Regions from separate parts of the Homo sapiens genome. Here region 1 is linked to region 2. The links are chromatin loops, found by intact Hi-C in ENCODE. Cell type or tissue: IMR-90. All regions are shown on one strand. Links, peaks and the distances in the headings refer to the core of each region. The heading gives the core; the rest is flanking DNA.

Region 1 (15,983 bases), core at 9,683-14,682, 240 kb before region 2:
TATATATATATATATATATATATATATATATATATATATACACACACACACACACACACACACACACACACACAGTTTCTTTTTCCACTCATTGACGGGCATTTGGGTTAGTTCCATGATTTCACAATTGCAAATTGTACTGTTACAAACATGCATGTGCAAGTATCTTTTTCATATAATGACTTCAATTCCTCTGGATAGATACCCAGTAGTGTGATTGCTGGATTAAATGGTAGTTCTACTTTTAGTTCTTTAAGGAATCTCCACGGTGTTTTCCATAGTGGCTGTGCTAGTTTACATTCCCACCAGCAGTGTGGAAGTGTTCCCTGATCACCACATCCATGCCAACATCTACTGTTTTTTAATTTTTTTTTTTTTTGAGACGAAGTCTCGCTCTTGTCCCCCAGGCTGTAGTGCAATAGCACGATCTCGGCTCACCGCAACCTTGGCCTCCCAGGTTCATATGATTCTCCTCCCTCAGCCTCCCGAGTAGCTGGGATTACAGGCACCTGCCACCACGCCAGGCTAATTTTTGTATTTGCAGTAGAGACAGGGTTTCACCATGTTGGCCAGGCTGGTCTCAAACTCCCGACCTCAGGTGATCTGCCTCGGCCTCCCAAAGTGCTGGGATTACAGGCATAAGCCACCATGCCTGGCCATTTTTTAATATTTTGATTATGGCCATTCTTGCAGGAGTAAGGTGGTATCACATTGTGGTTTTGATTTGCATTTCCCTGATCATTAGTGATGCTGAGCATTTTTTCATGTATGTTCATTGACCATTTGTATATCTTCTTTTGAGAATTGTCTATTCATGTCCTTTGCCCACTTTTTGATGGGATTTTTTTTTCTTACTGGTTTGTTTGAGTTTGTTGTAGATTCCGGATATTAGTCCTTTGTCAGATGTATAGATTGTGAAGATTTTCTCCCACTCTGTGGGTTGTCTGTTTACCCTGCTGACTGTTCCTTTTGCCATGCAAAAGCCCTTTAGTTTAATTAAGTCCCAACTATTTATCTTATTTAAAAAAGTTAACTGTAAAACAGCCTCAGGTAGGTCCTTCAGAAGGTATTGCAGAAGAAGCCATTGTTATCCTAGAAATGTGATTTTGGTCAAGTTACTTTACCCCACTGAGTTTCAGTTTTTTCACCTATAAAATTGGAGTAACAATGGAACTACAGAATAAGAATGTAGTTCTGAAATTTAAATGAGACACCTTGTAGAAAGCAAATGGTGGTTGCCTGGCATGGGCATTACATAAGCTGGCCAATAATGTAGGAAGGTAAGGCCTCAGTGCAAGCTTGTAAAGACATGAAAAATACAATGCAGGGAACAGGGTAGGTTTTTTAGTACAATTTAGAGTAGTTAGATTAAGCAGGAAACTTACCAAGTTACTGTAAAACTGACAATTAAATAATAATAGCTGTTAACTAAGTTTAGAAAGCCAGCCTCTTCTAAGTAATTACTCAGGTTTTCCTTTTAGAAACTGGTTCCTTTTAGAAACTGGGTCACCATTATTTAACAAAAGGCAAACAGCGTAAGAAATCTTCCTTCTTATATGTCTTTTTCTAAATTATGGAAAGGCTTATTGAAAGTGATTCACAGGCCAGGCGCGGTGGCTCATGCCTGTAATCCCAGCATTTTGGAAGGCCAAGGCGGGTGGATCACCTGAGGTCAGGAGTTCGAGACCAGCCTGACCAAGACTGTGAAACGCTGTCTCTACTAAAAATACAAAAATTAGCCAGGTGTAGTGGAGCATGTTTGTAATCCCAGCTACTCAGGAGGCTGAGACAGGAGAATCGCTTGAACCTGGGAGGCAAAGGTCACAGTGAGCTGAGATTGCACCATTGCACTCCAGCCTGGGAGACAGACTGAGTCTCCATCTCAAAAAAATAAAAAAAAAGAAAAGAAAAGAAAGTGATTCACTGTGTAGTTTAAAGTTTAAAAGTTTAACCCTTAGAACATGCTTTAAAACACAGAGAAAAGAAATAAAATTATGAAATGAAATGGTATAAATTATAAAGTACCTTTTGAAATCCTTAATGCCGTAATTAAAGAGAAAACATTTTCTTTATGTACAATCTTTTCAAAATATGTAATTAGCAAATTAATACTGCCTCATCTATCTTGGGCTTGTAATTGAGACATCTGACAATTATATCCCCAAAAAATTTATACACTACCAATTCTATGATTATTGCCTTTGAAAATTAACCACTTTTTCTATGAATCACACATACACAGCTTCCAAGTGGAACATTGGTTTATAGTCAGCAAGACAACATCCAGTCCTGGATCTGCCACTTACTGGCTGTGGAGTCTGGCAAGTGACAACTTCTTTCATCTTGACTGCTTCAATTAGTAAAATGTAATCAAGTTCATTATGTCACTAAAATGAGATAATACAGAGCTTGATAAATAGTACTCAGCAAATACTAACTTGAAAATAAAATGATAACTTCTCTTTTATCCTTTCCTTGTTCAGATCAATCCAAAGGCCACTAAGTGGCAAGAGAAATGAATATGGCAAGGATAGGGGGAATCCTGTGGTTACCCAAATCAGAGTGCTAAAGCCCAGGCAAGGTGAGGATGCTGGACTAGTTAGGGGTAATGGAGCTCAAGTAGAGCAAGAAGAACATCAACGAGAGGAGAAGCCTGGTGTGGGATATTGAAGCCCAAGCAGGTAGGGAAAGCATTGCACAGGGAGTGTGGGATGCAGCAGCAATGACAGACTGGTGACATACAGAAGGCTTGATCAAAAATATATCAAGACTTCTCACTATTGGAGAAGGAAGTTTCAAATATAGAAGGAGAGAAAACATGAATGAGCCCTGTGCTGTTAGATTGGAATTGGAGATATCAAAGTGAACCCATGGTTTTCAATAGGGATATAGAAGTATAGGTGTAAAAATGTGCTTATGTATGTATATAAGTATATATATATATTAACTAGCTCTGTCCATTGAAAACAGGAAGTAACAAGCCCTCAGTAACAATGAGCACACCTGGTTCTGACATCTTTTCTGAAGACCATACTCCAAAACAGGATCCAAGTCTCCTTGGAGAAATGGCTGATCCCAAGTCTAGGGCAGGGAAACTATAAGATGAGCCTGGGACATCTTTGCCAGGAAGTAAAGAAGCACTGAAAGACTTATGAGAACATATCAAAAAGACTCTTGAAAGAGTTCTCACTTGGGGCGGTCTGACCCGCAGACCCTGAGCCAGCCATGGATGAATGAAGTACACTGACACACAGATATTCTGCTTTGCCAGTCCAGCTGAGTGTCCAAGCCACTTACAGACTCCCTGGAGAGTACTGTAAACAGTTGTGACTGTGGCCCTGACCAGCTAGTGAGACTCACATTTATTTGGGGAAGATTAATTGACAAAGGCTTGAGTCAACACCACTAGAGGGTAATTGACACTGTGGAATTCCCAAGTAGAAAGCAATTAAGCACCTGCCGTACATCAAAGGTTAGTCTTAAGACCACATGAGTAAACAAGCTAGCTAGATAACTTCCCCACATTCCTTAGTTACTACTTTAACTTATTTAACTAAAGGTAAAGGGACCAGGCCGCCTTCAGCCAGATCTATTACTGATGTTATACAAACTCTCAGGCCTTCCAAGAGAGTTTGTGGCTATTACTATAACTATCTTTAATATTTTTCCCACCAGCCTTATTGAACCCCCACACTGAGCATCAAACTAAATAATGAAAGCAACTGGTTTTAACCTACTGAATAAAATAGGAACCCATGAGTCCACACTGAAATAAATAAATGAATGGACAAATTGAAAGTCTGATGAGGAACAGGATATTTGCATAGTCTCAAAGTACCACCTTACAAAATATTTATTAATTACAAAGGGAAGAAAGAGTAACTTTACAGTGGAGAAGTCTAGCAGACACCAATCAGTGACCAAAGTTAACATCACCAGTAATGAGGTGAATCAAAATTGTCACCATTGCTATGATATTCCTATCAAAGATGCAAACCTAAATCTATTCATAAGAAAACATTAGGTGAACTCAAATTGAGAGCTATTCTACAAAATAATTGGCCTGTAATCTTCAAAAGTGTTAAGGTCATAAAGGCCAAGAAAGACTAGGGAACTGTTCCACATTGAAGAAAACCAAACAGATATGACAACAAAATGAAACACATGACGCTGAACTGGATCCCTTTGCTATGAAGGACATCATTGAGAAAATTGAGGAAACTTGAAAGAATTTGAGGATTATATGGTAGTAACCTATCACTGTTAATTTGCTGACTTTGATGGTAATATGGTTATGTAGAAGAATGTTTGTAGGAAACATTCTTGTTTGTAGTGGAATACATAGAAGTAGTCAGGTAAGTTGAATGAGCATGTTAGCAACTACACTCAAAAAATTTCAAAAGAAAGTTCTTTTACTGTACTTGTAACTTTTTACAAGTTTGAGATTGTCTTTAAATACAAAGTAAATGGAAAGCATACAAATGAAAGAGAAAAAATACCAAATCCACTCTGAAAGAAGGAAAAGCCATGTGAGATTGTTCACATAGGAAAAGGATGATACAATGAAATGAAAGAAAGAATAAATTTTGTAAATCTCGATATTCTCTTAGAAGATAATCAAAACAAACATTGTTTTAGAAATGTATGCCTTCTGAGATTCAAATAATCATTTTCACTGTTAGTATGAATCATAACTTCATTTAATGCAGGAGTACTTTAAATTTCTTTCCACCATCAGTCAAAATTTCTCCTAAATAAAGGACATGCTGGGGTTATTGTAGAAAAATAGTCTAGCATATCTACGGCTACCCTGCTTCAGCTCATGACGACTAAATAATTGAAAACTGTTCTGTATCACAGAAGGAAAAAAAAGTCTTTTCTACCATGAAAATTAAGAGGCCATTTGTTAAAAGAAAGGCTCTAAACATTAGAGCAGGAGCATCCCGATGATTTGTTTTTAATGAATGAGTAAGGAGTTATGAGCTCCTGGGCAATTGAACCTCTTACATATGCCTGACATTTTCAAATTAAACAAGTGCTGATCATTATCATAGAGGCATGGGCCTTTGAGAAAATTAAGAAGTTTATAAGAATTATATTAAAAATATCTAACAGGGTAAGGAATGAACATTATCACTTGAAGCGAAGAGATATTATCACCATCAAGAATTTAAAAAAAAAGAATAAGAATAGAGAAGAATAAAGAAAAAAAGAACTCAGAGTCAAGTAGATTCAATGGAGTAAATGGAGAAACATCTCAGGATAATCAGAAAATTAAGACAAAACTTACCTGGTCTGAGGCAACATAAAATATGAAAGGCCTCATAAGTTTATTTTATACTAATCCCACCTATATGCTTGGGAAATGTATGTGTTCCTGCCAATACCTGGAAGACATGCAATGATTCCTGGCTGTAAACCAAGGAGAAGAAAAATGACATCAAAGTTACAGTCTCCATCAGTAAGCTTGAATTGTTTACTAATAATCAGAGGCACTAAAGAGTTCGGAAAGGTCTGGGACATGTCATAGAGGGAAAAAAGTTGTACTGCTCTACATCTTCTCCCTAAAATGGAAAGAGTAGAACACTGTGGGAGCTCCTGTAGGTGGGAACAAAAATCAGAAAATGAGGCAATACTTTCATTTCTACAACCCTCTTGACACTTCCAGTCCCAGTTCACTGGTCCAATTGTACAGAAACATACTTGAGGGAGATTCTTAATTAGAACATTTTTCTTGAAAAATTTTTGATAGAGAACATTTTGAAATTTATTTTTATTGCTTTCCCCCACTTGATCTTGACTGATTAGATCAAACATACATTAGCTCTGTCAGTGTCCAGGTTTTAGCCCTAACTGGAGAGAGAGAAGGCAGGGAACTTTCTTCGTTTAACAAAGTAAATACCGCCACAAGAAAAAGTGTTTCCTGAAGAAAGAGATTAACAAAATTGCTTTTACAAAGTAGACTTGTTAAGGGCTGCATGGCTGTGTGTTTATTTGGTGCTTTTCCTGGCCTTTTCACCAAACTTTGGGGATCTGGCTCTGAAGTTTGTGCTTCCCACCATCCATGGTCCACCCCCTCTTCTGGAATGTTTTCAACTGGACACCTAAGAATTCATGTAAGGAGAATTGTTTCTCCTGCTCTTTCTCCCGACAGAAATTACTGACCTCGCTGGTTTTCTATCAAAAGAAAAAATTATTTCACGTGAATCTAGTAGTTGGGTAACATTTCTGTAAGATTATATAAACAAAATAATGGTTTTGCAGGTGCTAAGAATTCTGAGAAGCAATGAGAAGATTTCTCATATACCTCAACATATTCCAAGAATGAGATGTTCTTCCATGATTTGATGACCAAGAAATCGTGTTTTCTATAGTTTGAAGTAGAAGTTTTAAAATATATTTTGAGGCATTTTCACTTTTCGCTTCTAATGTTAATCTATTTTAACCTTATGTATTAAGATTCACCAGAGAAACAGAACCAGTGGTATATCCTCTTGGTTCTTCAATAAATCTCCATATTTATTAAGTGAAAGAAAAAGAGAGAGACAGAGACAGAGATTAATTATGGGAATTAGCTCATGTGATTACAGAGGCTGAGAAGCTCTGCAACCTGCTATCTGCAAGTTGGAGAATTTGGAAAGCCAGTGGGTAATTTAGCCCAAGTGTGAAGATCAGAGAACCAGAAATTCTGTCATCCAAGGATGGGAGAAGATGGATGTGCCAGCTCAAGAAAAGAGAACAAATTTGCCTTTCCTCCACCTTTTTCTTCTATTCGAGTCCTCACTGGGTTGGTTGATGGACTCTCTAACCACCACATTGGTGAGAGTAATCTACTTTACTCAGCCTACCAATTCAAATACTAACCTCTTCTGGAAACATCTTCACAGATACATCCAGAAATAATGTTTTACCAGCTATCTGGGCATCCTTCAGCCCAGTCAAGTTAACACATAAAATTAATCAGCACATACCACCTCTTCTGTTCAAATTTTCATTACCCAATTTTAGGGAGAAAATTGCTCTGGTACCCAGCTAAACTCTGACTTCATAGAAATATTTCGGCCAGGTGCAGTGATTGAGTCTGCCATTTTGTTTGCTATTGTGTTAATTCTTGTCTGTTTTTTCAGGTGTCCTAAGCTTCTATTTTATATGTAGCTTTGGATACCTCAGCTCTGTCTGATCATTAAAGCTGCTTTTGTCACATTCGGCCTTTCAGAATAAAATAGAGCCTCTCAGAGGGCAGAGCTACTTCCTACCCTCTCCCTAAGTTTAGAGATCCCTTTAGATTGACAGGAATCCATAGCCCTTGCCAAAAAGAAATATTTTTTTTCAGAATGCATAGCCTATTTTCTCCAAACAATTGCTTTCCTTGTACTGCAGCACTCTAAGTGAAAGAGTCCCCTTTTCAGAATTTAAAAAGCTTGACTAAAGTTAAAAGGATGTATTCCTCCATTATTCCATACAGCTAAGCTTTGGTAAGCATCAGTGAAAAACTCCGACTCTTAGAAGTTTTCTCGGGCTCTTTCCTGGGTGACTTTTTCTTCTTTTCCACTATCTCATTTTCTTCCCAATGTGATGACTGAGTTCTGAGTGTCTCCATACTTAAGCTACTGGTTTTTATTGAGGTTTTTCCATCACCCTAACATCCTAACTTAATGTTTCTGAAGAGAATATTACCAAAACATTGCATTTTATCCAAAAACATTCTCTGAGAGGCTGTTTCTGAGGTAAAATATTTAATTAAAATATGTATTTCATCACACACACACACACACACACACGCACGCACACACACACAAAGCGATCTGAGTAAAATATGAGAAGACAAAGTAACTCCCTGAAATTAAAACATATTTAGGGATATCATTTATTTTTCTCCTCAGTCCATACTCTGCCTGGGTACAGTGTCCTTCCTATTCCATCTCCTTAGCTCACATTCTGGTTATTCACCTTCCTGGTCTCTGTTTTTTGCCTTTTTTCCTCACTCCCCCCACCCCTCTTTCTAATGGCTACCATGTCATCTCCCCTTACCCAATAATGTTTATTCTTTCAAATAACTTTTTTTTTTTTTTTTTGAGACAGAGTCGCCCTCTGTCGCCCAGGCTAGAGTGTAGTGGCGCCATCTTGGCTCACTGCAACCTCCGCCTCTCGGGTTCCAGTGATTCTCCTGCCTCCCAGCCTCTCGAGTAGCTGGGATTACAGGCATCCACCACCACACCTGGCTAATTATTCTTTAGAATTCTTAACCCATTCATGCAACTGTGAAAAAACTCTCTCATTCCCCTATCAGCTTACCCTGTGTATTAGCTTCCTGTGGCCGCTGTAACAAATGACCACAAACTTGGTGGCTTAAAACAACAGAAATTTATACTCACGCAGTTGGATGCCAGGAGTCCAAAATCAGAGTGTTAGCAGGGCCACACTCCTCTGGAGGCCAGGGGATGATGTACTTCTTACCTCTTCCGTCTTCTGGTGGCTACAAACTTGCCTTGATTTGTGGCACATCACTCCAGTCTCTGTCTCCATGGTTACATTGCCTCTTTCTCATCTCTGTGTGTCAGTCCTTCGTGTGTCTTTTATAAGGACTCTTGTCACTGGGTTAGAACCCACTCAGATAATCCAGGATCACCTCCCCATCTGGAGATCCTTAACTTAATGACATCTACAAAGACCCCCTTTTTTTTTCAAAGTAACATTCACAGGTTCTGCGATTTAGGAAGTGGACATAATTTTGGGGGGGCCACTATTCAATCCATTACTCCGAGACAGTATAGTTCTCCGTTTAGAAAGTGATAAGCTCCTTGCAACAAAATGGAAAGATGTGGTTCACTTAGCTTAACTTCCCATAAATTCAAAATAATTTAGTACTAAGTGTGGAAAAGAAAAACTAAAGAGCAATCAATTCCCCTTATGCCCAGAGATTCCATAAATCATTCTTTGACCAAGTGCCACTCAATTCCTAGAACACAAAATATCTTCATTTTTAGAGTAGGTATCAATTCTTTATTATACATGACCCAAACAATTGCTATGTAGAATGAGACAACAGCATTCATACTGAACTTTTCCTAACAACAACAACAACAACAACAAGTAACTATGTTTTCTGAGGTGCAAATCTTGATTGAAGGTAAATAGAAGCATAAAGGGCTCCAATAGTAGAAATTCTAAAGGCACTCATAACTATTTTAAAATTCAGAGGCCAGGCATGGTGGTTCGCATCTGTAATCCCAGCACTTTGGGAGGCCAAGATGGGAGGATTGCTTGAGACCAGGAGTTCAAGACCAGCCTGGTCAACACAGTGAGACCCCATCTCTATAAAAAGAACATATATATATATAAAATAAAGAATGTACTTATATCATTATTATGAAATTTGTTGTTGAAATGAAAAATTACTAAAACTGTTTTCATGACATATCTATGATTTTTCTCTCCATTGCCCTGTGTCTTCATTGACACTGAATTTCAATCACTGCTAAACTCTTATTGTACAGTAATATTATCATCTGTTTTTTTCATTAATATGCTAAGACACAATCTGAGAAGAAAGACTGCTCACTAAAGTAAAACAACTTTAAGAAAAAATATAAATACAAGGGTAATTAAGTTATTTGAATTAGAATTCTATGCTATTTCCTAATTTTTCCTCAGACTTATAACTGTCTCTTACCCTCCCCAACTCCAATCCTCTTTGTCCTTTCCACTTTCCTTTTATTGCCTTCCGAATTTTTCCCCAAGACGTTTGGTTGAAACCCATATAGCGAAACCAATCAAGCCAATGTGCCCCACCCATATATAATTTTTTACGGTAGTGCTAATGATCTTCCTTTGTTTTTAGGTAACATTTAAGCACTGAGTACTTATTACAGGCTCTCTGTAAGTGTTCTAGATTCAGCACCTTGTTTAAACCCCTCAGCGGCACTGTGGAGGCAAATATGATCCCCTTTTTTACAAACAAGGGCAATGAAACTCTTAAATGTTACTTTCTAAAGGGAACACGCTGGTGGAGCCAGATGGGAATTTGGTCTGCTTGACTCTAAAATTAAATGATTCTCTCTATAACTATTGCTGTCCAGCTTTAAAAGTAGATACAATAATTTTTGTAATTTTTAAAAATGATGTTATAGACCTGCTAAAACAGAAACATTTTTCCTACCATGTAAATCTTTATGGGAATTGAAGAGCCTTTCATTTGCTTTAATTAAATACCTTGTGTGATTGGAACAATTTCAAAGTTGCATTAATGCAACTTGGCCTTAAAAATTTCAAAGGAAATATTATCATTGTCATTTCATTTCACAGTCTCAGTTCCATTCTCTCTCTTTAGCAAGAATTATATAAGGGCCTAATTAAAGTTTTAGCTTACTGAAAGATTTTTAATGTTTTTTGCACCCTTAAAACTTTAGAAAGCAATTTCTGTGAGGAATTAATACTTAAAAATTGAATACTTTGTGTTTTATTAAATAATTGTGGATTCATTAAGAAACATTTTCTAAAAGGAACTTAGTATAGAAGAGATACAAGTTTTATACTTGTTCTAAGGCTGATCCTACAGGATAACAGTAAGGAAATTGCTAATCTCATTACTTCAGTGATTTTTAAAATCCCACATCATTAGGGGCATAGACCATTGGTGTTTTTACATTATTGGCCATCTTATAATTACTACTATTGAGAGCCTCTTCTAAGTCAGACATTAACCAACTACCTTACTTATATTACCTCATTTAATTCTCCCCATGCTCTAGTAGTTATCATCACCATTTTACAGATGTAGAAACTGAAGCTCATTATTGTTAATAATAGATCACATTTTGCTATATTTTACCTTTTCACTTTGCATTCATCACCCCATGTAATAATCATAACAATCCTTTGAAGTAGGTATAATTATTTTCACTCGTATTTTACAGAAGAGGAAATTGAGGCTCAAAGAGTTTATGTTATTTGCTCACGATCACAAAGCTAAGAAATAGTGAAGGTCCTCGCTCTTAGTCTCTGGTTATAGTGTTCCTGGAAAGGGAAGGAGGATGACAGCCAACCTGTAATGCAAAGTATGACTTCTTCCCCACCCCCAGAGAAGATAGGGGCGGAGGTGAGGTAAGTCATGATTAGCGACCTTCAAAATGTTCAGACATTTCCCAAGAAAAAGGAAGTTGATCTCTTCAGTGTGGCCTCAAGAGGGCAGAACTAGCATCCCTGAATCCTTAATCCCACTCTCACCGAGGGAGGAATTCTAACAAAACAGCTAATAAGGGGTGGCTTCAGCAAGACGTGAACCTCCTTTTCACTGGCACGTGGCTCTCAGACTTTAACCTGTTTGTTGAGCACTTACGGATTGTTTTTGCAAAGCAGATACTGAAGAACCAGTTCCAGAGATTCTCGGTCAGTACGTCTGAAGCAGGGCCCTGGAAGCTGCATTTGTAAGCAAATGCTCCTGTGTGAATCTGACACAAGCAGTCCAGGATCACACAGGAGAAATACTGAAAAGGCAACAACTGGCAACCTGTATTATACGGGATGTTGGACTGCATGAGCCCTGTGTTATCGCTACAGTCTCTGAAGCCAGAACTGGGAACATAAAATCTTGATCTGCTAGGAATGTTGTAGGACTGACTCTCACAACTTCGGCAGGCTAACCACTCCATTTGAAAAAAAAGTTATATCGCCATCTGGTGGACTGCCTAAAAGTTATTCAAACTCACCCTAAAAGCACGGAATGATTTTCTCATTTAATTCGGATACACTGCACACTTCACAGACCAGGAATCAAGACTCAGAAGAGTTCAGAAGAGTGTAGGCCACATAGAGCCTGGGTCTCACACCCACCGGTTCCCAGTCTACTACTACGCATGGGCTTGATTTGCTTGCTCAATCACAAAATTTTCCAGGTTTTCCTTTGGCGGAAGATTTAAGTCCCAGACAGCTATCACAGTGAAACAAAGTTCCCAAATACTTCAGTGCAATGTTTCTCAAAGGACAGCAAGTTGCCTTAAAAATGCAGAATTCTTGGCTCCGTCATAGGCCCACTGAAATAGAATCTTTGCAGATAAGGACCAGGATTTTGAGTGGTGGCGGGTGCCTGTAGTCCCAGCTACTCGGGAGGGTGAGGCAGGAGAATGGCCTGAACCCGGGAGGCGGAGCTTGCAGTGAGCAGAGATCGCGCCACTGCCCTCCAGCCTGGGCGACAGAGCGAGACTCCATCTCAAAAAAAGAAAAGCTCCTCAGGTGATTCTGTTGCATACTAAAGTTTGAGAACCATTGCCTTTGAGAAGAAACACTCGATTTATGGATGGAAAGGAAGAAGCTTTCCATCTGCAAATTAAAAATAATCCTTATTAGTGACAACTAATACTAAATACTATTACTGAAACTAAAAGGAAATAAGATTTGCTGTTGGGAGGTAGTACTACAAATTTATTTCCAAACATATTTATCATGAAATGGATGGCTACATGATATAAACAGCTGCATGTACATTTCAGGTGGATCACGTTACACTTTAACATGTACGCACAGGAGTGTGCACACATGTACACACAGTCTCCCAAACTGCATTCCCTTGAACTAGGTAGATATGTATAGAGGCATGCCATTAGAATGTTTGTTTCCAAAGACACATATTTGGTTGAAAAAAGAAATCAGTTTAAGCCAGTTACATTTGAGGTATAACAGAAAAAATTACCCCTGTAAGAAGAAATGGAACAAAATACCACCAAAATAATTTTATTAGTGACAAATTGACAATATATATATTCATGACTTTATTATAGATAATTGTTTTGGGTTGGTGCAAAAGTAATGCAGTTTTTACCATTCTAAAAGTAATGGCAAAATCTGCAATTTTTTTGGTGTTGAGAAGGTGCAATTTTGTATTTTGCTTTTTGTTAACTACCAATATAATAGATAGTGCTCAGTTGCCGTGTTTTATTTCATTGTTTGTACCATATTTACCAGACCATTCCTTTATGTCTGTATAAATATTACAATTGTTTCTCTTTTTTTCTTCTAGTAATTATCAAACTAGTTGGTTATTTCTGGAGTTGGAGTTGGGGAGGGGGAAGTTTGGAAGAAATGTTATTAATGATCTTTAGTTATTGCAAGAAATAGTGTTCTGATTTACCAAACATCCTTTTCTTCCAAAACGTTACTTCTGCTACCTTCAGTAAATGTTAAATGTAGAAAGATGAACTGACACGTATTGGGAGCAGATGGAAAATATGTTCATGTATTGTTCTTACCTATAAGCACACATATATTCTTTACATTTTTAAATGTAAATCATCTCACACAACTAATATAAGCACTAATTTCAATAGATACAATTTTTAAACTTTGTTACATATTATCAGACCGCTTATTTTTCAAAGAGGCCAACAAAACACTATACATTTTCTAACTCAACTATCTCACTTTTTGTTTGTTTGTTTTTTTAGTAGAGACAGGGTTTCACCATACTGGCCAGGCTGATCTCTAATTCCTGACCTCAAGTGATCCGCCTGTGTTGGCATCCCAGAGTGTTCATTATTCTTATAGTATTGTTTCAGCAATACTATAAGCAAAGTTCTCATTCTGTCGCCACCAGTAGACCTCTCTGAGCTCTCCTTGAGGCCACCAGTTCCTTGCCATCTCTATTGCTAGAAGACCATCTGCCTCCCATTAACAGACTTCTTCTTCTGTAATACTGGATCACATGATGGACTTAGAAGTTGAATTGCTAGGATAATAATTGATAGGAATTAATAGATTTTTCTTCCATCTGGATCAATTAAGGTATACTCTGGCAAATGGAAATTAAACATGCTTGCTTTATTTATTTATTTATTTATTTAGAGCCAGAGTCTCGCTCTATTGCCCAGGCTGGAGTGCAGTGGCGCAACCTCGGCTCAGTGCAACCTCCACCTCCCAGGTTCAAGTGATTCTCTTGCCTCAGCCTCTCAAGTAGGTGGGACTACAGGCGCCTACCACCATGCCCAGCTAATTTTTGTACTTTTAGTAGAGAGGGGGTTTCACCACGTTGGCCAGGCTGGTCTCGAACTCCTGTCCTCTGGACCTCCCAAAGTGCTGGGATTACAGGCGTGAGCCACCACGTCCAGCCTAAACATGCTTTAATATGGGGAATTATGTGCTGAAAATCATTAAAAGGATTGGGAGAGCACAGAAGGCAGGGGTTACTAGAATTCCTTCCAGATCAATACTGCAGAACCGGCCATCCTGGGGAGCTACTACTTCCGTAACAAGTGGGAAGCTAGGGAACAAGAAAGCCACAGCCTTGGCTGTGGGCTGCAGGACTGTCCCACCTCAACTGAGATCCAGGCATGAGAAAGCTGCGGGCTTGGCTCCAGATTGTGCTGCAGCTTTGGGATTCACACCAGTGTTGTGATTGTCTCACACCCTGTCCTAGCTCTCCCAGCTGAACTGGGTTCCAAACTAAAACATGGTATGCATGCATCTGAACAGCAAAGCCTAAATCACTTTTGAATCTCTATCAAGTGTAGTTACAGAAATACAGGTTTTTACTTTCATTGTAGTTTTTTGTTGTTGTTTTATTTTCCAGCCTCTGCCATCCAGGAAGGCATGCCAGAAAAACAGTTGGAAGAGATGCTGAGCAAACCTATCAGAATCTTATGACATCTTAACTATCCCCTTGCTATGGTCTGAATGTTTGTGTCCCTGCAAAATTCATATGTTGAAACCCAACCCCATGGTGATGGCACTAAGAGGTGAAGCCTTTGGGAGGTGATGAGGTCATGAGGACTCTGCTGTAATGAATGGGATTAGTTTCCATGTAAAAGAGGCCTGAGGGAGCTTGTTTGTCTCTTCCACCATGAGGACACATAGAAAGTACCATCTATAGGCCGGGCACCGTGGCTCATGCCTGTAATCCCAACACTTTGGGAGGCCAAGGCAGGCGGATCACCTGAGGTCGGGAGATCGAGACCAGCCTGACCAACATGGAGAAACCCCATCTCTACAAAAAATACAAAATTAGCCAGGCATGGTGGTGCATGCCAGTAATCCCAGCTACTCGGGAGGCTGAGGCAAGAGAATAGCTTGACCCTGGGAGGCGGAGGTTGTGGTGAGCCGAGATCGTACCATTGCACTCCAGCCTGGGCAACAAGAGCAAAACTCTGTCTCAAAAAAAAAAAAAAAAAAAAACACAACCATCTATGAGGGACAGGCTCTCACCAGACACAAAATCTGCATGTGCTTTGAACCTCCCTGTCTCCAGAACTGTGAGCAGTAAATTTCTGTTGTTTCTGAATTACCAGTCTCAGGTATTTTGTTAGAGCCACCCAAATGTACTAAGACAGAAACCCCCTTCACCATTTCCCCCTGACGCTCTCCTCTAACTCTTACCTCTGTATTACAATGCTACTCTTGGAAAGGTTTCTGTTCTCACTGTCTCAACTTCCTAACCTCCCACTCATTTCTTAACCTACAAAATACTATTAGGGCTGGGCGTGGTGGCTCATACCTGTAATCCCAGCACTTTGGGAGGTGGAGGTAGGTGGATCACTTGAGGTCAGGAGTTCGAGACCAGCCTGGCCAATATGGTGAAACCCCATCTCTACTGAAAAAAAAAAAAAATATATATATATATATATATATATGTATATAATTGCACCTCTATTGAAACACCTCATATCATAGGACCTATCCAATCTCTCTTTTTTCCCCTTCTACTCTCCTTCCCCTCCTATTTAGTGTCTTCCAAGTTCTGCATTTAGCATCTCACTCTTCTAAGTCTGTATATTCTGATCCTATCTACTTGTACACCATTATCTACCATAGGGGTTAATCCCCCATACCCTAATACCAGACATAACATCTTTCCCAGGAATAGACTCAGATCTCCAACTGCATCCTGAATGAGTCCACCTGAATATCACAAGCACCTCAAATGCAACATGTCCAATACGAAATTCATGGTCTTATTTGTCATTCTTTGAATCTGATATTCAAAATCGGTTCTTCTC
Region 2 (15,983 bases), core at 10,135-15,134:
GCTCTGTCTCTCATCTCCAGGCCGTGCTCATCTTTCCCCCTGCCTGGGACCCTCTCCTTTTCCACCCTGGCTAACTTGTGGTCCGAGCCCCATGCACTAGGATGACTGTGTGAAGCCCCTCCGTTCCCCACCCACCCCCTAGAACAGCCCCTGGAGCACTTCTGGGAGCAGAGCTCTGGGACCTCTGGGAGTTGCTCCAATTTCAGAATCCATTTCTGCAGAGGAAGGACTGCATCCTCTTTCCTCTGTTGGAGATGGGGACATCACCTTTGCAGACTGGTTTTCTCTCGTTCCTCTTCAAATTCAACTATCTGCAGAGCCGCGGGGGCTGCACTCACATGCCCACATGGGTGTCACTTATCAAGCTATGCTCCCAGCCTTTCAGTGGTTCTCTGAACTCAGCTGAGACCATTTCTAGAGGACTGTTTAAAGAATAAGGCATCCTGCTGTCTTCTACATAGATTAGGATGTCCCCCTCAAGCTGACTTGGCCCAGCTAAGAACCAGGTGAGCACAGCTTATTGGGTGCTCCCCCCACCCAGGGTCTCCCTGACCCCCCTGTCCTTTGGTATGATGGGTCAGCGAGGGCCATTAGGGAAACAGCCCTGTGGAAATAACTATAAACACGCTCAAAGGTTAAGCCACAAAAATGTTCCGCATAGCTTTGTTTATGATACTAAAAAATATCTAGAATAACCCACATATTCAACAATTAAATAAAGTGCGATACATCCATAAAATGGAATTCCATAAAGAGGGTTATTTAACAACACCGAGAGATGGTCACAATTTATCTGTAAGTGAAAAAAGCAGATTATAACATCTTATGTTGGAAGAGGAAAACCTCCAGGCAGTTCAGTGAACGAAACTGAGGGGTGTAGAATGAGGGGTGCTTCAGGGTGCAGACTTGGAAGCTGGAGGCCCGGGTCCTCCGGCAGCCTCTGCCCCCTTGCAGCCAAAAGACTTTGGGCCATTCACCAAACCTAAAAAGCTAGAGGTGGCCATCTGTACAATTGGGATAATATTGTACATACAGGCCGGGCGCGGTGGCTCACGCCTGTAATCCTAGCACTTTGGGAGGCCGAGGCGGGTGGATCATGAGGTCAGGAGATCGAGACCATCCTGGCTAACAAGGTGAAACCCCGTCTCTACTAAAAATACAAAAAATTAGCCGGGCGCGGTGGCGGGCGCCTGTAGTCCCAGCTACTCGGGAGGCTGAGGCAGGAGAATGGCGTGAACCCGGGAAGCGGAGCTTGCAGTGAGCCGAGATTGCGCCACTGCACTCCAGCCTGGGCGACAGAGCGAGACTCCGTCTCAAAAAAAAAAAAAAAAAAATATTGTACATACAGACATACTAGCCACTTAGCACACTGTGTGTGGCCTGCGACAGACATACAGACTAAGCATGCAACAGACATTATAAACATCACGTATGGGCTTAATTCCATATTATGGGTGATTTTCATTTTCTTACATTTGCCTATTTGTATTTTTTTTTTTTTTTTTTTGAGACGGAGTCTCGCTCTGTCACCCAGGCTGGAGTGCAGTGGCGCAATCTCGGCTCACTGCAAGCTCCGCCTCTTGGGTTCACGCCATTCTCCTGCCTCAGCCTCCTGAGTAGCTGGGACTACAGGCGCCCGCCACCATGCCCGGCTAATTTTTTGTATTTTTAGTAGAGACAGTGTTTCACCATGTTAGCCAGGATGTTCTCATCTCCTGACCTCGTGATCCACCCGCCTCGGCCTCCCAAAGTGCTGGGATTACAGGTGTGAGCCACCGCGCCCAGCGCCTATTTGTATTTTTAAATTTTTCTGCGATGAATGTTATTAATTGTATTAACTTAAAAAGTAAAAGCAAACATGACCTTACAAGGAAACAGCCCAATGGAACTCATTCCTGTGTTAATAGCCAGCATGTTGTTAAGGACATTGCTTATTATGCTGCCCTAGTGAGATTTCCTGGGAGAAACTATGATCTGCTCTTGGAACCAGGAGGCTTTGCTGGTCACACTGGCTGCCTGTGGGCTTCAAACAGCTGTGTACCTAACCTCAATGCCCACTGTGACAGAATTATTTAAATAAACTATGACACAGCTCTACCATGTACACCAGTTTGTCATGTACATAGGAGAATATCTGAGAGATTTCCACCAAAGGGTTAGAAGTATTACTGGGGGACAGGAAAGAGGGGGACATTTGAGCCTTAAATTTTGTGCACTTCACTAATGATTGCAATTCTTTCACAATAATCTTGTATTATAATCAAAATAGAAATAACATAATTTGATGTAGTAGAGAAATATTTAATAACATATAAATATGTTGACAATTTATTATGATTTAAAAGAGTTTGTAGGCTGGGCGTGGTGGCTTATGCCTATAATCCCTGCATTTTGGAAGGCCAAGGCGGGTGGATCACTTGAGGCCAGGAGTTCAAGATGAGCCTGGTCAACATGGTGAAACCCCTCTTTTTCTTTTTCTTTTCTTTTTTTTTTTTTCGAGATGGAGTCTTGCACTGTTGCCCGGGTTGGAGTGTAATGGCGCAATCCTGGCTCACTGCAACCTCCACCTTTCAGGTTTGAGTGATTCTCCTGCCTCAGCCTCCTGAGTAGCTGGGATTACAGGTGCCCGCCACCATGCTCGGCTAATTTTTTATATTTTTAGTAGAGAAGGGGTTTCACTATGTTGGCCAGGCTGGTCTCAAACTCCTGACCTTGTGATCCGCCCACCTCAGCCTCCCAAAGTGCTGGGATTACAGGCAGGAGCCATTGTGCCCGGCTGTGAAGCCCCCTCTTTACTAAAAATAGAAAAATTAGCCAGGCATGGTGCCACACACCTGTAGTCCCAACTACGTGGGAGGCTGAGGCATGAGAATCTAACCACTTGAACTCAGGAGGTGGAGGTTGCAGTAAGCCAAGATTGCAACGCTACACTCCAGCCTGGGTGACAGAGCAAGACTCTGTCTCAAAAAATAAAAATAAAAATAAAGGAGGTTTGTAAAATACAGTGTATGCATATTCTCCTTTCTGCAAAAACAACTTTATATATCAGACAGAAAGGAAATGTCCTAAAATGTGAAACATGATTATCCAGGGTGGTGGGATACAGACATTTAGATTTTCTTCTTATGTGTCTGTATGTTCTAAAGTTTCCACAATAGAGATTTATAACTCTTGTGATGAAAGAAAAAAATGCATTTTCTTAAAAGGAAAGATTTGGCCCCAACTCTCCCCTGCCTTGAGTGCCTAAGTCACGGCAAACTCATTCTTAGCCTTCTCGCCTCCTCGCTCCTCACCTAGGCGTGTCTGTTTCCGTATGGGCCACCTTGCTGTCCTTCCTGTGTCCTTGTAAAGGGCCTGAAATCCTCGTTAGAACCAGGCAAGGCAGAAGCCAGGACACAGGCCCAGCCCACTGCTCAGCGTCCAGTGGTCCCCCAACCACCCGCCGCCGCCTCCTGGGGCATTGTTCTCATTAGTGGGGATGCAAAGCAGACCCAAAGGCGGAACTATAAACACCAGAGGCAGAGACCCATAAACAGCTGGGTAACCAACTCCAGCTGTGCAGATGGGCCCTGGCCACACTGGGGGGCAGATGGGGGCTGGGAATTGCCCTTTGCCTGTCCTCCTTAGGCCATGAGCTGCCAGGAGCCGGGTGGGCACCACTAGTTAGAGAACTGGAGGGTGGAGGGTCTGCACAAACCTAAGTGAGATTACATGCAAGTGAGCAGGAGTCTGGGGGCCAAGGATTCTCAGGCACCTGAGCCCCATTACCTATGCACCTGGGCCTCAATTTACCTATCTGAAAATGGGGAAGAAAAGAAGTAACAGACTAGATGGGCTTTCTCAGCTCTACTACATCATGACCCACCCATAAATCTATGCACTAGGCCTAAATGCCTATAATGTATCTGTCTGTAATATAATAAAAATATATACTATGCGATAACATAAACAAATGTTGTAACTAAATTATCTGTACCATAACCCATACATATTATATGTTTTATATCAGCCTCTTTAATGTTATGTTTCTAAATGTTTAATGACCATCTCTGGATATCTGTGATCAGAGAGTATGTGGAGGCAAGCCAGGAAGACCTCCTGGGAGAAGGGAGACTTAAAGCCTATGAATTCGACAGGCAAAAGGAATGAGCCTCCAAAAAGGTTCTAATGGAGGAGAAGGGAGGGAAATGAGTGTGAGGGGATTTATAGGGCTGTTGAGGGTCATCCAGGGAAGGGATCCATGTCCATCTTCCACCCTAGAAACAAATATTCTGGCACAGGAGAGGGCAGGGAGAAAGCACACTGGACTGAAGTGACTAAGATTTGCCAGCCCCAGAAGCTCCCAAACCTGGTTACATAACAGGACTACTGGGGAACTTGGTAAAATACAGACTCTTGGGCCCTTCCCAGGGCTCCTGAATCAGAATCTAGGACAGTAGTGTCTGAATATTTCAATTTTTACTAATTGCCTGGTGGAGTCTGAGGCTAGAAGTCTGTTACAGGTGGGTGTTTGGGAACCTCTGGCCCAGAGCTCCCAGTGTCTGTGGATTGGATGTAGGGCAGAAGGAACACCCATGATTTTCACATCCTGTCCTGTGTCTGATCAACCAACACAGGGTATAGTCATTGCCAGGCAGCTGGTGCCACCCTATGCTTGGGGCCTGATGGGACTGGGAACCCTTGAGAAGCTCATCACCTACTGAGGGGTCCAGACCCCCATATCAGTCATCTGAGCTCAGTGCTGGATGTTGGAATCTTCTCAGGTGGCACAGCCCAAAGGGTGGATGCTGGAGGAGCCCAGAGGAGCAAAAGCAAACCTCTGAAAGCAGGACTAGGAAGGGGAGCACAGAAGGCTCTAGAGAAGATACTCTGAAGGATGGGGAGGATTCAGGTGATGGAACAGGAAAGGAACAAACAGACAAGGTGGAGGGAATGATGGGATCAAAAGCGAGAAGTGCAGAGGCAGTAGAGGTAAAAATCATATGGGAACCATTTTCTGGCCATATGGTTTGTCAGGGGCCCTTTCTGTTGGGCACTGTGAAAAGGCAGTGTGCTGAACAGCCTGGGCCAGGGGACCAGAGAGCACATCTCCCATGTCATAGGCAGCTGGCCCAATGTCCCAGAGGAAAAGCCCAAGCCTGGGACTCCCCCCACCTACCTGGGGGAGACTCTCCCTGTCCACCAGGCCCAGCCATGTGACTTTCCCAGTTCCCCCAGCTGGGATCACATGAGGCAGGCATGGGCAGGGGAGAGTGGAAAGTTCCAACTCTGACCCCAAGATCAGAATCTCCTTTTCCAGAGGGGCCCCTGAGGCCAAGTCAACCCTGATCCAGGTCACATCTCCCCAAGCCAATTCAAAAATGGGCAAAAGACTTGAACAAACATTTCTCCAAAGAGACATACAAATGTCCACCAAATACATAAAAAGATAATCAACATCATTAGTCATTAGGGAAATGCAAATAATAACCACAATGTGGTACCACTTCATATCCATTAGGATGGCTATAATTTAAAAAAAAAAAAAAAAGGAAAATGAGGCCAGGCTCACACCTGTAATCTCAGCACTTTGAGAGCCCGAGAGGGGAGGATCACTTGAGCCCAGGAGTTAGAGGCTGCAGTGAGCAATGATCACACCACTGCACTCCAGCCTGCGCAACAGAGTAAAATGCTATCTCTTAAATAATAATAACAATAATAATAATAATAATGCCAGGCACATTGGCTCACACCTGTAATCCCAGCACTTTGGGAGGCTGAGGTGGGCAGATCTCTTGAGCCCAGGAGTTTGAGACCAGCCTGGGCAACATGGCAAAACTCTGTCTCTATAAAAAATACAAAAATTTTCCAGGTGTGGTGGTGCACAACTGTAGTCCCAGCTACTCAGGAGGCCAAGGTGGGAGGATCCCTTCAGCCCGGGGGGAGGAGGTTGCAGTGAGCCATAATCCCATCACTGCACTCTCGCCTGGGCAACAGAACGAGACTCTGTCTCAAAAATAAATAAAATAAAGTGGAAAAAACAAGTTTTGGTGAGGATGTGGAGAAATTGGAACCCTTGTATATTGCTGGTGGAAATGCAAAATGATTCAACTGCTCTGGCAAAAAGTTTGCTGGTGCCTGAAAAAGTTAAACATAGAATTACCTTATGACCCAGCATTTCCCTCCTACGTCTATACCTAAAGGAATTTCAAATAGATAATTGTACATGAGTATTCATTGCAGCACTATTCACAATAGCCAAAAAGTGGAAACAACCTAAATGTACATCAACTAATGAATGGATAAACAAACATACCAATAATGGAATCGTAGTCAGCCATTAAAAATGAAGTATTAACACAAGCTACAACATGGATGAACCTTGAAAGCACATTGAGTGAAAGAAACCAGGCACAAAAGGCCACATATGGAAGAAGGATTCCATTTATGGGAAATGTTCCGAATATGCAATTCATTGAAACAGAAAGTGGTTCAGTGTCTGCCAGGGCCTGAGAGAAGGGAAGAATGAGGAATGACCACTTACTGCTATGAGGTTTCTTCTTGAGGTGATGAAATGTTCTGGAATTAGATAGTGGTGATGGTTGCACAATTTGCTAAAAACCACTGAATTATACACTTTATTATTTTGTGTATGTAAATTATATTTCAATTTACATAAACAGAGCTGCCTTGAATGCCATGTATGTATTTTTATTGTGGTGAAATACATATAACATAAAATTTGCCATTTTAACCATTTTAAAGTGCACAATTCAGTGGCATTAGTACATTCACAATGTTACACAACCATTGCTACTATCTATTGTCAACACTCTCCATCACCCAAGGAGAAACTTTGTGCTCCTTAAGCAATAACTCCCATCCTCCCTCTCCCCTCAGCCATGGTAACCTCTAGCCTACTTCTTATCTCTGTGAATTTGCCTATTCTAGATATTTAGTATAAAGGAAATCGGACAATATTCGTCTTTTTGTGTGTCTGGCTTATTTTATTTCACATAATGTTTTCAAGGCTAATTTATGTTGTACCATGTATCAGAATTTCTTCCTTCCTTTTTTGTGGTGGAATAATATTCCATTGTATTATATACCACATTTTATTTTCTCATTCATCTATTGATGGACACCTGTGCTCTTTCCAGCTTTTGGTTATTGTGAATACTGTTTAACCTTTTGATGAAACACTAAACTGTTTTCCACAGTAGCTGTACCATTTCACATTCCCACTAGCAATGTATAAGGGTTCCAATTTCTCCACATCCTCATCAAAACTTATTTTCCTTAAAAAAAAAAAAAAAATATATATATATATATATATATATATATATATATATATATATATATATAGCCGGCCACATGTGGTGGCTTATGCCTGTAATCCTAGAATTTTGGGAAGACCAGGTGGGCAGATCAGCTGAGGTCATGGGTTCCAGATCAGCCTGGCCAACATGGTGAAACCCCATCTCTACTACAAATACAAAAATTAGCCGGGTCTGGTGGTGGATGCCTGGAGACTGAGGCAGGAGAATTGCTTGAACTCGGGAGGTGGAGGTTGCAGTGAGCCGAGATCACACCACTGCACTCCAGCCTGGGTGACAGAGCAAGACTCCGTCTCAAAAAAAAAACAAAAAACAAAAAACAAACAAACAAAAAAATTATAGCCATCCTAGTAGGTGAGAAGTGGTTTTGATTTGCATTTCACTAATGACTAATGTGTTGAGCACCTTTTCATGAGTGTGTTGGCCATTGTACGTCTTCTTTGGAGAAACATCCATTCAAGTCATTTTCCCATTTTTTAATTGGATTGTTTGTCTTTTTGTTGTTGAGTTGTTCTTTATATTTTTTGGATATTAGGCCCTTATGAGACATATGATTTGCAAATATTTTCTCCCGTTATGTGGATTGTCTCTTAACTCTCTTCATAGTGTCCTTTTTTCTTTCTTTCTTTTTTGAGACAGGGTCTTGCTCTGTCACCCAGGCTGAAGTGCAATGATGCAATCTTGGTTCACTGCAACCTCCACTTCCCAGGCTGAAGGGGTCATCCCACCTCAGCCTCCCAAGTAGCTGGGACCACAGGCACACCACCATGCCCAGCTAATTGTTGTATTTTTTGCAGAGATGGGGTTTCACCATGATGCCCAGGCTGGTCTTGAGCTTCTGGTCTTAAGTGATCCACCCACCTAGGTCTCCCAAAGTGCCAGGATTACAGGTGTGAACCATGGCGCCTGGCCTTAATGGTGTCCTTTGACACACAAAAGTCTTTTAAATTTTAATGAAGACAAATTTATTTTTTTTCTTTGTTGCCTGTGCTTTTCGTGTCATATTTAAGAAACCATTACCAAATTCAAGGTCATAGATATTTGCACTGATGTTTCTAATAGTTCTAAGTTTAGCTCTTAAATTTAAGTCTTTGATCAATTCTCACTTAGTCTTGGCATATGGTATGTGGTAAGGGTTCAACTTCATTCTTTTGCATGTGATATCCAGGTTTTGGAGCACTATTCTTTCTCCAGTGAAAGGTCTTAGCACCCTTGTCAAAAATCAATTGGCAATAGATGTGAGGGCTTGTTTCTGGGCTCTCAATTCTACCCCAGGGTCTATATGTCTATCCTATGCCAGTAGCACACTGTTATAATTACTGTAGATTTGCAGAAGTTTTGTTTTTTTGTTTTGTTGTGTTTTGTTTTTGAGACAGAGTCTCACTCTGTTGCCCAGGCTGGAGTGCAGTGGTGCGACCTCGGCTCACTGTAACCTCTGCCTCCCGAGTTCAAGTGATTCTCCAGCCTCAGCCTCCCAAGTAGCTGGGACTACAGGCACGCGCCATCGCGTCCAGCTGATTTTTGTATTTTTAGTAGAGACGGGGTTTTGCCATGTTGGCCAGGCTGGTCTCGAACTCCCAATCTCAGATGGTCCACCCACCTCGGCCTCCCAAAGTCCTGGGATTACAGGTGTAAGCCACCGTGCCTGGCCTGCAGTAAGTTCTGAAATCAGAAAGCATGAATCCTACAACTGCGTCATTTTTTTTCAAGATTGTTTTGGCTATTCTGAGTTTCTTGAAATTCCATATGAATATTAGGAATTTTCATATTAGGAATTTTTTTTTTCATTTCTGGAAAAAAACCTATTGGATTTTGATAGGAATTGCAAAAAATCTGTATATTCCTTAACAATATTAAGTCTTCTAATCAAACATGGGATGTCTTTCCATTCATTTAGATCTTTAATTTCTTCAAGAAATGTTTTATAGTTTTCTGTATTCAAGTTTCTCACCACCTTGATTAAATTATTCCTATATATTTATTATTATTATTATTATTATTATTATTATTATTATTATTATTATTTTGAGAGAGAGTTTACCTCTTGTTGCCTAGGCTGGAGTGCAGCAGCATGATCTCAGCTCACCACAACCTCCACCTACAGGGTTCAGATGATTCTCCTGCCTCAGCCCCCCAAGTAGCTGGGATTACAGGCATGTGCCACCACACCCGGCTCATTTTGTACTGTTAGTAGGGATGGGGTTTCACCATGTTGGCCAGGCTGATCTCAAACTCCTGACCTTGGGTGATCCACCCGCCTCGGCCTCCCAAAGTTCCGGGATTACAGGTGTCAGCCACCACGCCCAGCCTATATTTTATTCTTTTTGATGCTATCATAAGTAGAATTGTTTTCTTAACTTCCTTTTTGGATTGTTCATTATAGTGTATAGAAATTCAATGGATTTTGTGTATTGATTTTGTATCCTGAAATTTTGCAAAATTCACTTATTAACTCTAATAGTTTGTGTATGTGTATGAATTCTTTTGGGTTTTCTAGGCATTAAGATCATGTCATCTATAAATAGAGATAGTATTACTTCTTTCTTTCCAATTTGGATGCCTTTTGTTTTTTTCTTGCCTAATTGCTCTGGCTAGAACTTCCAGTATTGTGTTGAGTATAAGTTTCTAATCTTAACTAGAAGTTATGAAAACAGACATCCTTGTCTTGTTCCTCATCCTAGGGGAAATGCTTTCAGTTTTTCACCATTAAGAATTATGTCACTTGAGCCCAGGAGTTCTAGACCAGCCTGGGCAACATGGCGAGACCCTGTCTCTACAACAAAAATAAAAAATTAGCCAGGCGTGGCACGTGCCTGTAGTCCCAGCAATTTGGGAGGCTGAGGTGGGAGGATCGCTTGAGCCTGGGAGGTCGAGGTTGCAGTAAGCCACGACTGTGCCACTGCACTCCAGCCTGGGCAACAGAGTGAGATCCTGTCTCAAAAAAAAAGTTATGTTAGCTGTGAGTTTTTCACATATGGCATTTATCATGTTGAAAGAGTTCTTTTCTAGTACTAGTTTGATAAGCGTTTATATCATGAAAGGGTGTTGGATTTTGTCAGATGCTTTTTCTGCATCAATTGAGATGATCATGTGGTTTTTTCCCCCTTCATTCTAATAATGTGGTACATTACTTTGATTTTCATATGTTGAACCACCCTTGCATTCCTAGGATAAAACCCACTTGATCATGGCATATAATTTTTTTGTTTTGTTTTGTTTTTTGAGATGGAGTCTCGCCTTATCACCCAGGCTGGACTGCACTGTCGCAATCTTGGCTCACTGCAACCTCCGCCTCCTGGGTTCAAGCGATTCTCCTGGCTCAGCCTCCCGAGTAGCTGGGATTACAGGTGCATGCTGCCATGCCTGGCTAATTTTTGTATTTTTAGTAGAGATGGGGTTTTGCCATGTTGGCCAGGCTGGTCTTGAACTCCTGACCTCAGGTGATCCACCTGCCTCAGCCTCCCAAAGTGCTGGGATTACAGGTGTGAGCCACCACGCCTGGCCTGCAATTTTCTTTTCTTGTAGAGTCTTAGTTTCAGTATCAAGGTAATGCTTGGCCTCATAGAATGAGTTGGGAATGTTCTCTCCTCTTTAGATTTTTGGTAAGAATTTAAGAGAAGGATTGATGTTAATTCTCCTTTAAATGTTTTGTAGGATTCACCAATGATGCCACCTGGTGGTAGGCATTTCTTTGCTGGGAGTTTTTTGATTACCGATTCAATCTCCTGACTTGTTACAGGCCTATTCAGATTTTCTATTTCCTCTTGAGTCAGTTTTGGTAGTTTGTGTGTCTCTAGGAATTTGTCCATTGCATCTAGAGCATCTGATTTTTTAACGTGCAGCTGCTTATAGCAGTCTCTCATGTTCCTTGTTTTCCTGTGAAGTTGGTGTTATGTGTGTGTGTTTTGAAGGGTCATTCTCAGCGCCTCAGATCACCCACCACTTCCATTTCAAGGTCCCAGGAAGAACAATCAAATGTAATGAGTTTCCACATTGAGTGGGCCACTTGACTCCTCAGCCCATCCTCATCTGCCTCAGGACAAAGGTGGCAGTGCCACCCCCAGGCTCAGGCTCAGAAATGGGGTCTGTATGTGTGTGAAACCAGGAACTGGCAGAGACTTTACTGAGCACTCACTGTGTAGCAGGCTCCTGCTGAGGGCTTTCCAGACACTGTCTCTTCACTCCTCACAACATCTCTGTCACCTCAGTCCTGTGACTATCCCCACTTCACAAAAGCAAAGACTGAGGCTCAGAGACATGAATTACTTGACCAAGGTCACACAGCCAACACTGAGCCTGTATTTGAAACCAGATCTACCCGGCTGTGCATATTTTGACTACTGTGCTGCACAGCCTATTCCTTCCCAAGGGAGAACACCCCAGAATGGGGCAAAGGCCAAGGAATTCAAGCTCCAGTTTTTACCCCCACTCCCTGAAAGGTGTAATAGAGCAGAGCTTCTCCAAGTACCCATGCAGAGGAGCCCTCCATCTGCTGCCATGCAGAGCAACAGACACCCTCCACCAATTACCCATGCAGAGGAGCCCTCTGCTGCCATGCAGAGCAGTAAATACCCTCCACCCACTGACCAGAGGCCCCCATGGAAAAGCACAGTGCAGAATAGCCTGAGGGTACACACCAGCAGGGTGTGCATGCTCACGCAACTGTTTGTATATGTAAAACAATTTCTGGAAAGATCCACAGAAACTGCTAATGGTGGTTTCCTCTGAAGAAGTGAGTTGGAGGACAAAGGTCAGGGAGTGGAAGGAGACATACATCTCACACCATTCCCTGTTTGTACTTCTGTTTTAGATTTGTAGGTACACATACTGTTAGGCACCTTTAACAGCTTCCCAGGATCACCCAGTCCCCAGCCCTGAAAAGGGCAGAGCCAGGCTCGGGGAATTGTCCCCACTCTGCCTCATGGTCATGGCATTTCCCTGTGCCAGGACACATTCCCAGCCTCAGGCCCAGGGGGCAGGACAGCCTAGTGGACTCCAGGCTGTGGAGTCTCATGGATCAATGACTACCAGCTCTGTGATCCTGACAGAGTTACTTAACCTCTCTGAACTCAAATTCCTCAAATATACAATGGGAATGATAATACCTACCTCAGAGGATTGTTATGAAGATTAAAAGAGGCCGGGCAAGGTGGCCGATGCCTGTAATCCCTGCACTTTGGGAGGCTGAGGCAGGAGGATCATTTGAGGCCAGGAGTTCAAGACCAGCCTGGGCCACATGGCAAAACCCCATCTTCACAAAAAATACAAAATAATTAGCCTGGCGTGGTGGTGCATGCCTGTAATCCCAGCTACTCAGAAGGCTGAGGTGGGAGAATGGCTTGAGCCCAGGAGCTTGAGGCTGCAGTGAGCCGAGATCACTGCATTCCAACCTGGGTGACACAGTGAGACACTGTCACAAAAAGAAAAAATTTTAAAGATAGCACTTGATAAGCAGAGGGTCTGCCTGACAGGATAAGAAATACTTTTTATTTATATTATTTAATTTATTGATGTTAATATTGATAATATTATTGCCCCACCACCATTAACCACCAGCCCAGTCTTCCCGGGAGGCATTCGCGCTGACTACACTGTGAGAGGCTAGGATAATAGTGCCCCCTGGTGGACATCTTTTGGACTGCATCTGATGAGTACCTACCATCTAGTACCACTAGAGAAAGAACAGGAGTCAAAATTCAGTTCCATTTCTTCCTTTTTACCCCTAAATATTAGGTTGGTGCAAAAGTAATTTCAAAAAACTAATATCTCACATGTACTTCATTAGATACTCTTACATAACAGTAAAATAATCAAAACCAGAAAATTGAACATCGGTTGAATAGTATTATCTAATCCACACGGTCCATCCTGACATTCTGCTAGGTGTCCCTATGGTATCCTTTATAGCTAATTGTTTCATGGTCCAGGACCCCTCCAGGGTCACACATGGCATTTGATTACCACATCTCTTTAGTATCCTTTAATCCTGAACCATTTCTCAGCTTTTCTGTATCTTTCATCACCTTGACATTGTTGGAGTTCAAGCCAGTTATTTTGCAAAATGTCCCTCAATACGGATGTGTCTGTCTGTTCCCCTTGGCTGGATTCATGTCCCGTGTTTTCGTTAGGAATTTCCCAGGTGTTGCACTGGGTCCTTCCCATTGCATCATATCGGGAGACATGGTGTCAATTTGTTCCAGCAATGGTGATGTTAACCCTAGCTCCCCCGTCTGTCAGCTTGGGGAAGCTAAGCTCCCAGGGCCAGAGAGGAGCTGAGACTGGCCTACAGTCACAGGAAAGTCAGGATCCTCAGCTCAGGGTCTTCACGAATGCTTAGGATAAATGCAGCCAGGCAAGAAATTGATCACCGGCACCTAGGCCTCCTCCAGATCCTAACTCCATAGGAGCTTAAGGGCTGGGTAAAGCAGTGTTGGCCTTCATCGCATCGTCATGTAAGTCTAGCTGCTTGGAGTCCCCCTTTCTGCTTTGTCCATTTCTATTTTTCATTAAGACTTTTTCATTCCACAAATGATATGCAAATGCATTATCCTTGTCTTATATATATTTCAGCCAAGGCTGAAGTCTCCTTTGAAAGTTCCCCTTCTCAGTCTTTCCTCCCCTAGTATCAGTTTGATATGAGACGTCTATCTACAACCCCAGGAAAAATACAAACTGTAGTGTTCTCTTTCCATGATGGTCACATTGTATAAGTCTGTCATAGAAATTTCCCTGGCAGGGCTTGGAGACTGAGCTCATTACTTTCAACTGAATCATCATTACAGTGAATGGATACACTGGAGGTTACCTAGCTGAGACCCTGTGGATGGACATCTAGGTTGTTCCCAGCGTTTTCCTATTGTGAAACACACTGCCCTACACGCATGATCCAGGCTTCTCCAAGGTAACTCCCCACCTCTAGAAGCCCAAACCACTCCTGGGGCACCAGATTTACTGGGTGGACATCCCCGTGGGGGGTGAGGAGGGGCTGATGGGCTGCTACTCATTCAGCCTATTAGAACTGCAGGACTTTTAGGACCTCTGGAAGCAACTGGGCTGGGTTTTCACAATGTGTTTTGAGAAATCTTAGGGTTCCAAGATAGCCTGAGAGACAGGGAGGAGGTGAGCTGGGAAGAGTCCAGAGCTTCACTCCCACTCCAACCACAGAGCACCCCCACCTTTACCTGGTTTTCAATTAAGTGATTCTTTCAAAACAGAATCTCAGCTGTATGTAAATTCAAAAATCCCTGTTGCAGGCTGACCCCTCAGTTGGCACAGTCACCTTTCTGCACCATGCCTCTGGATCTGCTCTTGTCCATGCAGCCTCCAGCTGTGTTCTTGCTGGTGAGGGCCACCTGACCCAAACCAAGCTCCCAGCTGACGAACTGCAAAGAGGGCTCTGCAGGTGCTGCCCTTGTGCCATCAGAGGTGGCACTGTGGTATTTCACTTTGAACATACTGGGTCCTGGGAAGCAGGACTGCCCAGCTGTGTCCCCAGCATGCCCCTCCTCTGTCCCTCAGAAGCTGTGCACATTTCTGGGTACCGTCTCTGACAAACATGGTGGCCTGATTCAGTGTTCCCAAACTTCCCTGAACACCAAGGAGTCTGTTAAAGTACACAGTGCTGGGTCCCACCCCAGAGGTTCTGAGTGAGCAGATTTTGGGGGAGCCCAGGAATGTATATTGTTTAAAGCTTCCCAAGGGGATTCTGAAGGAGCATGTCTGATCACCTGCATTGCAGACACTGGCCTGGGCCCCTACCTGTGAACTCTCCTTCTCCAGGCAAATCTCGAGTCTGGCCCTCAATTAGGCTGTGAGGGCTTCAGTCATTTGTTTTACCCTAAGTTTTCCTGGACAGTGGGGCTCTCCGTATTAATTAGAACCCATAGGAACCATGGATCTGAGTCAGAGTTTCCCACTCTGAGCCAGAGTTACACTGGGCTGCCTCAGTGTACTGGAGGGCTCCTTATAAATTCCTCAGTGTACTGGAGGGCTCCTTAAAGATGTTGGGCCCCACCCCACATCTGCTGGAGCTGAATCTCTGGAAGTAGACCTGGGAATCTGCATGTTTTAGGCAAGTTCTTCAAGTGAGGCCATGGAGTCCAACTCCCTCCATGCGTCTAAAAGGTGAGGGAAATGGGATAAAACAGTAAAAGTGGCTTGCCCCCAGCTACAATATACATTAGTAGCAGAAATTGTTCCAGCCCCCAAGTCTCCTCTCGGTCCAGTGCCCGACACCCAGGGCTTCTGAGCAATCCAGCTTGTCTGAGGGCTTCTATCACCTGAGATGCCCCCTGTGGCTGCCCTAGGATAGGCCTCTGCTGTATCTGGGAAATCTTCCATTTATAACCCAGTGAAAATGATCTGCGTTGACCAAGTCACCATGTGTATAGGTGTGTGCATACATGTGGGCACGTGTGCATGCCTGAGGTGGCAGGGACAAGCGGGCTTTGGCCGTGCATGCAAACACCCCTACTCCACCCTTCCCTGCGGGCCTTGCAAAAAGGTCAGACAGGACCAAGGTGTACAAACAGAACCCCACTTTATTAGCAGTTAGTTCGAGATTGTACATTAATGGAGGAAGGTCTCACCTTTAACACAACCCAAAACGGCTGGTTCGAGAGCCCTCATCAGGCGAACTGGATAGCACCCCCTCTCCCCACTCTCCCC

The links. A loop is a pair of places that touch in the nucleus more often than their neighbours do. Peaks named below come from ENCODE experiments on the same cell type or tissue, not always from the same donor. Only the 100,000 strongest peaks of a DNase experiment are listed, where the experiment ranks them.
Region 1: a loop joins it to region 2, with 4 times the contacts of the local background. A loop is called at or near these places in 7 of 110 quality-filtered maps.

What each region holds. Positions count from the first base shown.
Region 1 is chr5:150,796,930-150,812,912 of GRCh38, reverse strand. No RefSeq gene overlaps it. Among named protein-coding and RNA genes, the nearest start is that of SMIM3, 26 kb to the right of the region's middle. In IMR-90, for the core only: CTCF peaks have their summits at 11,188 (motif pointing right) and 11,685 (motif pointing left); a DNase peak (open chromatin) is centred at 11,652; H3K4me3 peaks cover 639 bases; H3K27ac peaks cover 379 bases.
Region 2 is chr5:150,558,067-150,574,049 of GRCh38, reverse strand. NDST1 (N-deacetylase and N-sulfotransferase 1) reads right to left here. Exons shown (of 15, transcript NM_001543.5): 15 at 15,839-15,983. Among named protein-coding and RNA genes, the nearest start is that of NDST1, 58 kb to the right of the region's middle. RefSeq lists an enhancer at 1-156. In IMR-90, for the core only: CTCF peaks have their summits at 10,998 (motif pointing left), 12,937 (motif pointing left) and 13,554; DNase peaks (open chromatin) are centred at 10,989, 12,949 and 14,089.